Regions from separate parts of the Homo sapiens genome. Here regions 1 and 3 are each linked to region 2. The links are chromatin contacts, found by Hi-C or POLR2A ChIA-PET in ENCODE. All regions are on one chromosome and are shown on one strand. Each heading gives the region's core, a stretch centred on a gene start or an enhancer-like site at or near the end of the contact. The rest is flanking DNA. Distances are from core to core; before and after follow the strand shown. Region 1 holds the start of TPCN2 (two pore segment channel 2). Region 2 holds the start of GLTC1 (glycolysis associated regulator of LDHA post-transcriptional modification 1). Region 3 holds the start of PC (pyruvate carboxylase).

The links. A loop is a pair of places that touch in the nucleus more often than their neighbours do. ChIA-PET counts read pairs that join two places held with the same protein, here RNA polymerase II (POLR2A). Pooled maps may share reads with other maps.
Region 1: a map of naive thymus-derived CD4-positive, alpha-beta T cell shows a loop between it and region 2 (26-fold over the local background). The contact joins the promoter of TPCN2 here to the promoter of GLTC1 in region 2. A Hi-C loop is called at or near these places in 1 of 168 maps with a recorded cell type or tissue (naive thymus-derived CD4-positive, alpha-beta T cell) and 7 of 50 pooled maps. POLR2A ChIA-PET finds 5 or more read pairs at or near these places in 2 of 52 experiments (BJ and OCI-LY7).
Region 3: a loop to region 2 is called in a pooled map, with 22 times the contacts of the local background. The contact joins the promoter of PC here to the promoter of GLTC1 in region 2. A Hi-C loop is called at or near these places in 8 of 50 pooled maps.

The regions. Positions count from the first base shown.
Region 1 is chr11:69,047,350-69,051,568 of GRCh38, forward strand. It overlaps TPCN2 (two pore segment channel 2), which reads left to right and starts at 1,583. Exons shown (of 25, transcript NM_139075.4): 1 at 1,583-1,757. The coding sequence starts at 1,649. RefSeq lists silencers at 1,321-1,540, 1,661-1,830, 1,911-2,010 and an enhancer at 3,987-4,219.
Region 2 is chr11:68,029,184-68,032,250 of GRCh38, forward strand. GLTC1 (glycolysis associated regulator of LDHA post-transcriptional modification 1) reads right to left here and starts at 1,251. Exons shown (of 4, transcript NR_197583.1): 1 at 1,110-1,251; 2 at 101-237. It overlaps ALDH3B1 (aldehyde dehydrogenase 3 family member B1), which reads left to right. Exons shown (of 10, transcript NM_000694.4): 10 at 1-93. NDUFS8 (NADH:ubiquinone oxidoreductase core subunit S8) reads left to right here and starts at 1,498. Exons shown (of 7, transcript NM_002496.4): 1 at 1,498-1,550; 2 at 2,969-3,026. The coding sequence starts at 2,969. RefSeq lists enhancers at 1,239-1,533, 1,525-1,704.
Region 3 is chr11:66,956,391-66,960,687 of GRCh38, forward strand. It overlaps PC (pyruvate carboxylase), which reads right to left and starts at 1,993. Exons shown (of 23, transcript NM_001040716.2): 1 at 1,932-1,993. RefSeq lists enhancers at 408-787, 1,951-2,000 and silencers at 1,651-1,750, 2,071-2,430.

The DNA of each region.
Region 1 (4,219 bases), core at 333-2,832, 1.0 Mb after region 2:
AAGATCAGTTGTCAATGTACATTGTTAGGGTAAAATTCAACAAAACTGTTTTAGGGTAAAGATCTTGGGTGCCCACGAAAAATTTCCTAGCGGGCAAATTGTGAGGGAGGTATGTAGCTTTTTAAATCTTCGTAGCTATTTTATTAAAGAAGAAAAGGCGAGGCAGTTTGCCCAACGCAGTTCCCAGCTTGACTTTTCCCTTTGGCTTAGTGATTTTGGAGTCCTGAGATTTATTTTCCTTTCACAGTTATGATGGTAAATTTTATATTTATTTTAAACCCTCCCCCCTCCCCAAAAGAGGGGGAAAAAGTAAAGAGGTATGGCAGAAGGGGAAGTCACAGAGATTGGAAGCGTCTTGCAGCACCTTTTTTTTTGAGATGGAGTCTCGCTCTGTTGCCAGGCTGGAGTGCAGTGGCGCAATCTCAGCTCACTGCAATTTCCGCCTCCCGGGTTCAAGCGATTCCCCTGCCTCAGCCTCCGAGTAGCTGGGACTATAGACACGTGCCACCACGTCTGGCTAACTTTTTGTATTTCAGTAGAGACGGGGCTTCACCATGTTGGCCAGGATGGTCTCGATCTCCTGACCTCGTGATCCACCTGCCTCGGTCTCCCAAAGGGCTGGGATTACAGGCGTCTTGCTGCATCTCGAAGCGTCTTCAGCGTGCTCTTGCTTGCTGGCTCTGATGATGGAGGTGTTCAAGCCATCGTGGAAGGAATGCAGTGGCCTCTAGGAGTGAGAATGACACCAGCCAACATCCAGCAAGAAGACGTGGACTTCAGTCCTAGGCCCATGGAGACAATTCTGTTAACATCCTGGATGAGCCTGGAAGTGGGCTTTCCCCAGAGTCTGCAGATAAGAGCCCACGGCAGCTGACATTTTGACTCTAGCCTCGTGAGGCCCTGAGACAGGAGGTTTCCTGCCCCGCAGGACTGAAAGATGATGAATGGGAGTTATTTTATATTTTCAGATTGTGGTAATTAGTCACTGTAGCAATAGAAAACGAATACAAGGTCTTTATGCATTAATGTTGAAAACACTTTTTATATACGTTGTAAATATTTTTTAAGTGTGTCATATGTTTTTAAACTTTTCCCTTAATGATATTGAATCCTCCTAATTTCACCATCAGAGGGTAAACTCCAGTTCCATTCTGGGGGGAGTCCTTTGCAGTCACCCCGTGTACTCAATACTCACATGCATCAGAATCACCCCGAATGCTTGTTAAAACACAGATTCCTGGGTCCTCCCCGCAGAGTTGCTGATTTAGTAGGTTTAAGGGCCCAAGAATTTGCATTTCTAAAATGTTTCCAGGTGATGCTGAAGCTTCTGGCCGGAAAGACATCCTTTGAGAACATATTTCCTCCCCAGCCCTCGGCCCTTAAGCCCCAGAACGCTGCCCCGCCCTGGGTGGAACGAAGCTGAGCTCCACCCTAGAGGGGCGGGGCCCTTTAGCTCCGCCCCACTCAGGAGAACCCCACCCCTCCCTCCCCGTTCTCATTGGCTGGGACTGCAGGGATCCCCTGCGCCACAGTGCCGTGCGCGCGTCAGCAAAAACGCCAGGGACGGGGTCTCCGCGCCTGCGCAGTGAAGCTGGGCGCCTTCGGGGCTTGAGCTTCTGAGGGTCGGGTCCAGCGCGTGGGCTGCTGGATGGCGGAACCCCAGGCGGAGTCGGAGCCCCTGCTGGGCGGGGCCCGCGGCGGTGGCGGCGACTGGCCGGCGGGGCTGACCACTTACCGCAGCATCCAAGTCGGCCCTGGTGAGCCGCCCGGACCTGGGGAGGGGACTGGCCCGGGAGACCAGGGTCGCGCGTGGGGGTCCCGCTGTCCCAGCACCCCGCTTTCTGCCGGGCGCGCCCCCACCAGGTTCGAGTCCGAGCGGGGCCCGGGCCGCGCCGGGTGCCAGGCGAGCCGGTGTTCTGAGGGCGAGTGGGCTGCGTCCTGCGGACCCGGACCGGGGTCAGGGCAGAGCTGGGGTCTCTTCCGTGTCGCGTCCTGATCCCGACCAGCTGGGCGAAGAGGCCCTCGCCCAGCCTTGGGCAGCCCCGAGGGAACCGGCCACCTGCGGCAGGCACCCTCCGTGTGCCCGGGCGGGCCCAGACCCCATACTTCCCGACTGTCGCCGTAATGAGGGTCGCCTAATTGACTCAGAGAAGGCAGCACTTTGATTTTTCCCGTTTCTTCTGGAAAAAGCAGAGGCTCACAGAGAGGCGTTACCCTACCCAAGGTCACACACCCAGTAAGTGGCCGAGGTGGGATTCGAACCAGTTGGGAGCTAGGAGTCCTTTCTTTGTAGGGTGCCTTTCCCCGTCCCACTTCCCGTGGGGCTGGGGCGGGCCCCCTAGACGGGGGCGGCTTCCTCTCCTTGCCCTCTGCCACCCCAGAGTCCCCTCTGCACTCCCTCCTGCCCTTCCCGTTTTTTGTCCTGGTCTGAAGATTGCTGAATCCGCCCCCCGAGGGTGGGGTGCGTCCGCCCCTCGCTGACACCAGGGGAATGAGATTCTGGATTAAGAGGTGGAAGGACCTTAGCTTCACTTCACAGATGAGGAAACTGAGGCCCAGAGAGGCCCTGAGACCTGCCCAAGGTCACAGCCCTCTGTTCTGGTGCGGCTGCTGCTCGAACCACTCTGAGAATTCACACCTGGCTCCTTCCCTCTCTGGCCTCTCTTTCCTTCTTTCCTCCTCTGTCTGGAAGGAACTGGGTTGGAATCCTGGTGCCCACCCACTGGTCTGTGGCATGTGCCCATCCATGGAGTAATGAGGGGCCAAGGAGGGGACCCTGACGAGAGATGAAAAACCAGAGGCCAAGGTGGCCACCCTGTCTGCTCACCTCAGAAGCTGCCTCCAGGAAGTTCTTCAGGTGCTTCCTGGGACCAGTCAGGAAGGAGATCTGCAGGGAGCAGCTCTGGCAGGCCCCTTGATGAGACGCCCAGCATATGGCACCGTTCAGGGAACACAGACTTTGTGTCTAGGGGTCTGGGCGCCTTTCTGGGGCTGCACTGGCTGTGTGACCTTGGCAGGTTGCTTAACCTTTCTGTTTCTTTTTTGAGATGGAGTATCACTCTGTCACCCAGGCTGGAGTGCAGTGGCGTGATCTCGGCTCACTGCAGCCTCTACCTCTGCTGGGTTGAAGCGATTCTCCCGCCTCAGCCTCCCAAGTAGCTGGGACTGCAGGCGCCCGCCACCACACTTGGCTAATTTTTGTATTTTTAGTAGAGATGGGGTTTCACTGTGTTGGCCAGGGTGGTCTCAAACTCCTGACCTCGGGTGATCTGCCTGCCTCGGCCTCCCAAAGTGGTGGGATTACAGGCGTGAGCCACTGTGCCTGGCCATGCTTCACCTTTCCGAATCTCAGTAAAAGGGAGATAATACTAAGGACTGCCTGGCGGGCATTGTGAGGATTCAGAGAGAATCCAGAGTTTGTCCTCAGCACAGGGCCCGGCGGGCTGGTGTGGGGGCCAGTGGCCGTCCTGGGTAAGCTCTGTGATCATTGCAGGTCCTCCCTGGCAGGTGAGACCCGCTCTGCTGGGCAGTGTGGCTGACAAGAGGAGGCTCTCGGGGAGCGCTCTTTGTCCCTATGCTGTGGCCTCAGCCAGGGCTTCTGAGAACGTGGACAGGACGCTCTGTGTTCTGAATCCCCTTGGCCAGGGTCCCCAGCAAGGACTGGCAGACTATGGAGCCATGGAGACTCCGAAAGGCTCATTCAGTCTCTGTGCTGAGGCCTGTGCCAGGCTTTGAAATGAAGGCCCTGTGCTCTGGTTTGCAAGTCCTGTGGTTGGTCTCTTGCCAACGGGTTGTGGTGAGGGCTGCTGCTGTGGGTGCCCCAAGGACCCCAGTGGACCCTGCTGTTGGGTCGTTTTGACTTGGCCCCACCTGATGGGGCCGGGGTCAAAGGTTGAGAACAGTTGTTTTCTCTTGTTGCTGGGTCAGAAAAATCACACTTTTACTGGTTATCAAACAAGTCAGAGGACAAGGGATTGCGATGCTGTAGAGGCTTTCAGAGTAACTGAATGCTTATGAAGGGCTCACTTAGCAAAGTACTCTGGCTATAGTAAGTCATTCAGTCTGTACTTAGCTCCTATTGGGTGGGGGTCCATGAGGACCTGGAGCACCTAGAGGTTAAGGGACTTGCCCAGGGTCACAGAGGATGATGGTCAGGACCCTACACAGGTTGTGCAGCCTGGAGCCTGGAGCAACAGGGGAGCGGGAGCTCAGACCTGGA
Region 2 (3,067 bases), core at 1-2,500:
ACTTTAGTCGGGAAGAGGGACAGGGGTGGACCTGAGTTTCGTCTCCTGTCTCTCTGGCTGATGTCACCTGAATAAAGCCTTCTTCCCTGGCAATACTTACATCTCAGTGATTTGCTTTCTGTGCATCTAGCAACAGGACTCTGGACCAAGGCCCTGGCGTTGGGTAACAATTCTGTAATGCTGCAGGACTTCCCCAATCCACGCAGGAATCCCCGCAGGCATCCACGCAGGAATCACCTGATGAAGGGCCAGGGTCAGGTGTGGGCCACCATCCCAAGACCTCCCTTCTCTCTAGGGCCAGCCCCTCTCCTCTGAGCACCTGCTGACCAGCCCAAAGCCCTCTCCACTCCTCAGCTTGAACTCCCCCAGGGTCTCCCTGTGGCCCACAGGTCCTTTGGAGGCTCGGGCATCTGCATGCAAATCCCAAACCACTGTCCCCTTTGCACACACTGAGCCTGCCCTTGTCCTCGTCCTGGTCTACCATGCGTGTCCTCCCTCTGCACGGGCATGGGACATGCCCTCTGCCTCCTTCCTGTCCTGGCCTGCCCAACTCCTACCTACCCTCAGCGCAGATCCTCCCAACACACACATGCAGGCAGCCTCGGGGCCTCTGCGGGTCCCTCTACCACAGCATTCCCGGGGAAAGGCCCGGCGTGGTGGCTCACGCCTGTAATCCCAGCACTTTGGCAGGCCGAGGCAGGAGGATCGCCTGAGTCCAGGAGTTCCAGACCAGCCTGGGCAACATGGCGAGACCCCGTCTCTACAAAAAATACAAAAATTAGCCGAGCCTGGTGGTGGCAGGCGACTGTGGTTCCAGCTGCTCGGGAGGCTGAGAAGTGAGGATCACCCGAGCCTGGGAGGTCGAGGCTGCAGTGAGCCGAGATCGCACCACTGCATTCCAGCCTGAGCCACAGAGCCAGATTGTCTCAAAAAAAGAAAAAAAAAAAAAAAAAAAAAAAAATTCGCTGGTAGGAAACATAGGCTGGTTGAGTACGGGAGTCATACAGATCAGGTGGATCAGGCGGCCGCACACCGCAGCTCTACGGCCCGGGAACGTTACTAAATACTCCCATGCCTCAGCTTCCCGCCTTAACGTGGTAACACGTTACTGTAGTTTCTCCACGCAGAGCTGCTGTGAGGATTAAAAGAGGCCGCGTGAGTTGAGCATCTCGTCGCCATTACCGTCATCACACGCCCCCCACCCAACCCGGCGGGCCCACCCTCTGCACCCACGGCGAAAGCACTCTTTCTAAACCACGCCCCGGATGTCCCGCCTCCAGCGGCTCGGAGGTCTTCACTTATTGGCCTCCCCAAACCAACATGGCGGCCCCCTACAAACTTCAAGCGCCGGTCTCTCCTAGCCAATCAAAAGAAAGATATTTCTGAATCCCGCCTCTTTCAGCAGCCTTGCTGGCCAATCAGACCACACCATGAAGCATCAATACAGAAAAGGGGGAACCCGCTGGCCCAATGGCAGCGTCCTACAGTGTAGCCTCCGCCTCCCGATTGACTGGCCTGCTTGGCAAGGCAAGTAGCGGCGGCGCTTCAAGGTGGGTGTTCACGTTTTGGCCGTGAAAGTCGGGCTTGGGCAGCGTGGCGTCGGGGGCGAGTGTGGTGTCCCCGTTGGCGCCGCCAGCTCTGCGCCTGGGCTTCCCCTCGGCTCACTCAGGATCCGCGGCCTCCGTGTCCTTCAGGTGCAGCGGGGAGCCGGCTCTCAGGGCGCATGCGCCGCCCGCTCTGCGCCACCGGCCTAGTTAGGGTCGGAGATCACTGGGAAGGTGGGGAAGGTGCTGGGTTGGGTCCCTGGAACTGCAGTCAGTGATCCAAAGGAGTGGGCCTGTTAGGGGGTTCACAGGTCGTGGGATGAGCTCTTATGAGCGCCGGCTAAGTGCCGGGCTCTGGGGTGCCCTTGGCATGTACGGGCTCCCCTAATTCCCAAGACCAACCGCCCCCAACCCACTTCATAGGTGAGAAGACGGAGGTCAGGTCACATCATCTGCCCAAGGTCACGCGGCAGGCTGGGGGACAGTTCCAGGAGGGCCTTGAAGCTGGGGAAAGGAATGTGGTACCGAGGACTGTTCAGGCCTTGAAGAGTTTCCAGCAGGGCAGGGCTGGGTTCCGATCCTCGGCCCACCTCCTTATCGTGTGACTTCCGACAAGTCACTTTTTTATCTTTTTTTTGAGACAAGGTCTCACTCTGTCGCCCAGGTTGGAGGGCAGTGGTGCAGTCTGGGCTCACTGCAACTTCTGCCTCCTGGGTTCAAGCGATTCTCCTACCTCAACCTCCCGAGTAGCTGGGATTATAAGTGCCCACCACCACACCTGGCTAATTTCTGTATTTTTTGGTAGGGACGGGGTTCCACCATGTTAGCCAGGCTGGTCTCAAACTCCTGACCTCAGGTGATCCACCTGCCTCAGCCTCCCAAAGTGCTGGGATTACAGGCGTGAGCCACCACACCCAGCCCTAGCGAGTCACTCAACAAACTGAGTCCCAGCGCCTTATTTGTGCCTCCCTCGTGGAGTCCTTGTAAGGATAGGATGGCAGCGCTTTCCACCCCTGGGCACGGTTCCTGGGGGAGGAGAGCTAACAAAGTTCGCTCTCAGTGCATGCTGGCGGGGGCTGGTAATGTTGTTTTTGGTTAGATTTGGGGAGGATGAAGGGAGGAGCAGAAAGGTGGGAAACAGGATCTCTGGGAGGGAGAAAGGAAGGATGGATTTAAAAGGTTTCTTAGGTGAGGCAGAACTTGGGGTCCACAGAAACTGAATTGTAGCTCAGCCAAGCTGAATCAGATGGAAAGCTGGGAGGCGCTGGGAACAGGAAAGCCATCTGTGCCTCTGACAGCAATGGGGTGCGAGTAGAGGGCAAAGTGACACATGTCAGTGGAGACTTGGGATCCTTGCGGTGCCAGTCTCAGAAGAGGATGGTTCTTGGGCACACCCCACCCTCCATCCCTTTTTATGCCACCAGATGCGCTGCCTGACCACGCCTATGCTGCTGCGGGCCCTGGCCCAGGCTGCACGTGCAGGTAGGACCAAAGAAGCCTTTGCTGGGGGTAGGGGAGTCCAG
Region 3 (4,297 bases), core at 743-3,242, 1.1 Mb before region 2:
CCTGGCCAACATGGTGAAACCCCATCTCTACTAAAAATACAAAAAATAGCCAGGTGTGGTGGCATGCGCCTGTAATCCCAGCTACTCAGGATGCTGAGGCAGGAGAATCGCTTGAACTCGGGAGGCGGAGGTTGTGGTGAGCTGAGATCACACCGCTGCACTCCAGCCTGGGCGACAAGAGCGAAACTCCATCTCAAAAAACAAAAACAAAAAAACCTCTTTAACAAAACCTCTCCAGAATAAAACTTTCTAGCTGCTGAAATCCAATCACTGTTTCTCCACTGCAGCGGCATCAAAAAGAGGTCCACAACTCACCTCCTCCACGAAGCCTTCCCAAGCCCATCCCCTTCCAGGCCATTTCTCCTCTCTCTCGCTTTAGTGTGTGGTTTGCTGTGATTTACTGGCCTCTACTGAACTTCCTCTTCCATGTCCTCCTAGGGCCAATACCTCACCCACTAGGCTCTCTACAAACATCTGCAGCAGGCTGCCTTGCTGCTTAGGTTTTGTTTATTTTCTCTCTCCCCCAATGGGTTTGTCAGCAGTTGCAGGACAAGGATTGACCTCATCGCCCACGCTGTCTCTCGGCCCAGTGTAGGGATAGGAACACTGTAGGTGTGCAAAAGAATGTGATTAAGAGTTCAACAGTTAAGGAGAGCCTGCAGGCAGGAAGCTGTAGCTGCAAGTGAGAGAAATGCTGAGCACATCCACCCCCAGCACAAGTGTTTGCATCACATACAGGGAAAGGGTGCCTTGGGGGAGGCCAGCCAGGGCTGATGGTGGCAGTGGGTACGGGAGCAATAGGGAGGCAGATGGCAGGCACTCTGGAGGTTCTGGTTGTCATCAGCAAGTGTTGGTACTTCTCTGAGCCTGTTTTCTCAGCTGGAGAACGGGTAAGGAGCCCAGGCCTACCTCTTCTCACAAAATAAAGACACAATCTGATTTTTTAGAATTTCAGACGAGGCACGCCTGTAATCTCAGCACTTTGGGAAGCCAGGGCAGGCCGCTCGCTTGAGCGTAGGAGTTCGAGACCAGCCTGGGCAACATGACGGAACCTCGTCTCTACCAAAAAATACAAAAATTAGCTAGGCGTGGTGGCGCCCGCCTGTAGTCCCAGCACTGGGGGACTGTGGCAGGAGGGTCGCTTGAGCCCGGGAGGTCGAGACTGCAGTGAGCCGAGATCGCGCCACTGCACTCCAGCCTGGGTGGGTGACAGCAAGACCCTGTCTAAAAAAGAAAAGAAAACAAAAGAATCTCAAAGTTGCCAGGGACCTAGGGACTTGGCTTCCGACTCTGATGCGCTTTGTAAACTACTAAAAGCTGGAGAAATAAGGGGCTGAGCCCAGCCCCACCTCCTGAATGAGCGGCCTTGGGCGAATCACTGCGTCTGGGCGCCTGGAGCTTCCCCGTCTGAAACAAAGTAGAGGATCCTACGGGAGGCGGAGTGCGAGAGCAAGGAACAAGGAAAGCCCTCGCCTTACACGCCGCGGCTTCCTGCAGAGCTGAGCCACATCCAGTACGATGGGGACAACTTGGGCTCCCGATCCTGACAGACTTGGGTTCGAACCCTCAGGGACCTCGCGCGAGGCGCTTTAGTCAGTTTCTCCATCTGCAAAATGGGCCCGAGAGCAAGAATGAGGCAGCCCGCAGGCGGACGCTGCGGAGGGGCGCTCGGGGGCTGCAGCCGGGGGCGGGTCCGGGGGCGGGTCCAGCCGGCCGAGCCCCCGCGCGAGGGGGAGGGGCGCCGTCCGCTGCGTCGCGTCGCGCACCGCGCACAGCCCGTCGCTGTCTCCTCCAGCCGTCACTCGCGGAGCCCGCGCCGCCTTTGCGCGCGCGACCCTTACATAAGCGTCCCTCGCAGCGGTGCCGGCGCACGTCCACCCGCTCCGACCCGCCGCGGGAAGAGGACCGTGCGGAGCGCGGCGGACACTCACCTCCTCGCCGTCGCCAGTCCTCGCCGCCGCCTCTACCGCTGCTGCCTCCACTGACAGAGAACAGCTGCGGTCTCCGTGCAACCGAACTTGCTGCAGTCCCGGCCCCGCCTTACGGACTTCCTATTGGCCCAGACAGCCCAACCCCTCCCGTTATTGGGCAGTGTTCTCCGTCACTCCTCGCCCCTAGGCTCTGGACTCCTCCCTGTGCCCGCCTGTCCGTCACGTTTAAGCCTTGGCGCCCCACGTCAGCCCCGCCCCTCCCGTCCCCGGCGAGCGCCTGGATAAGTGGCGAGGCTGGGAGAGCCCGCCCCTGGCGCACCACCGCCTACTCCCTTGTCTCCGGAGCCTCACGTGGGCCGCCGGACCCTAGCCGACGCCCGCAATAGGCGGAAGTGGCCGGGCTGTGGCTCGCAGTTATTGGCTGTCGGCGGGGGTGGGGACGTTCGATTCATTCACCCGAGTAGCACGTGTCTCCCGAAGCTGCAAGCACAACAGTTCGCACTGGGGCTCAGGCATCCCGGCTAGACGCAGATACGCGCTGGCTAGCGGAGAAGAGGTCGCAGGAAAAGCTAACGTTAGCGAAGGGCAGGAGGAAGGAGAAGGCGCTTGTGCCACACGGGTTACATGACTATGTCCTTTAACAGCTGCGTAGATGATGATGGGGGTCTACAGTACGTCTGTGTGACCTTGGGCAAGCAACTTAACCTCTGAGTCTCGGTTTTGTCATCTGCAGAGCGAAGCTACTCAGGACCTAGGGGGTTTGGAAGCCTTGTTTGAGACACAAGACACTTGACAAGACCCAAGACACTTGTCAAAGAGGAAAGCTTTGACAAGTGGAACAAGTGACTGAGGCATAAGTCTCTGTCATCGAGGCTTATTAATCCAGTTTGAGGGCGTGCTCGGGAAAAACACGAACCACAGACACATCCGTGGTTGTTTTTCCGAAGAGGTTTTCGGGAGGTTTAGTATTTATGCATTTCCTTAAAGGGGGAATGAGGGGAAGGCATGTAGGAAGAAGGGCAAGTAGGCGATTAGGACAATAGTTACATTCCTATGGGACTTTAGCTAATGCCCGGTAAATCTACGTAAGATGAGATGAATGTCTGAAGAGAAAAAGAGAGTAAAGGAAGAGTCAGTTATGCAGATGTCTCTGAGTAGGTAGTTTTGACTTTGTTCTGCACCTGGGAAAATAAGCTTGTAATGACATTCTTATTGTGGAATTTTTAGGAGCTAGACTTAGATTGTAGACCTGAAGCTACAATTGACCTGTCCTTGTTTATGGGAGGCCAGCAAGAATTTACTTGTGAATGATCTGTGGGGGCAGCCCTTCCCAAATGCCTGAGGTTTTTACCTTTCCGTGTGGATATGGCTGATGCCTAATGCTAGTAACAGCTATTCTTTTGGAAGAGGGTGTTGCAGTGACTCAGCTTCAAGGCTTAATCTTCACTTTCGCATGAATTGGGGCGCTGGGGGGGGGTCCCGAGATTTTTACTTTCATTCACCGCTGCGTAAACTGGGGTCTGTGCCAACCAGGGGATAAGGGAGTGACCAAACAAACCAAAATCCTGCCTTCAAAGGAGAGCAGACAGATTAATATATATATATATATATATATTTTTTTTTTTTTTTTTTTGAGACGGAGTCTCGCTCTGTCGCCCAGGCCGGACTGCGGACTGCAGTGGCGCAATCTCGGCTCACTGCAAGCTCCGCTTCCCGGGTTCACGCCATTCTCCTGCCTCAGCCTCCTGAGTAGCTGGGACTACAGGCGCCCGCCACCGCGCCCGGCTAATTTTTTGTATTTTTAGTAGAGACGGGGTTTCACCTTGTTAGCCAGGATGGTCTCGATCTCCTGACCTCATGATCCACCCGCCTCGGCCTCCCAAAGTGCTGGGATTATAGGCGTGAGCCACCGCGCCCGGCCCAGATTAATACATAGTACATCAGATGGTGATAAGGGCAAAGAGAAAAAATAACCTGCTTCCAAAAAGGAGAATCAAAGACTATGAGAACATCTTGCTAACTAGAAATTGTTTATTGAGCCTGGAGAGATCTGACTCTTCTCTCAGACTTCTTGTATAAGTAGTTTCTCACTCCAACTTCCCTGTCATTCCTTCTACCCGTCCTGAAGAACTCCAACCTTGGGTTGGATCCGACACAGCTATTTTAGTAACAGAACAAGGATTAAGATCCCAGTTCACCTTTGGGAGGCTGAGTAGGGAGGAATACTTGAGCCCAGGAATTTGAGACCAGCATTGGCAACACACTAAGACCTCATCTCTGTCTTTTAAAAATTAAAAAATGGGGCCGGGCTCCGTGGCTCACACTTGTAATCCCAGCACTTTGGGAGGCCGAGGCAGCAGATCACA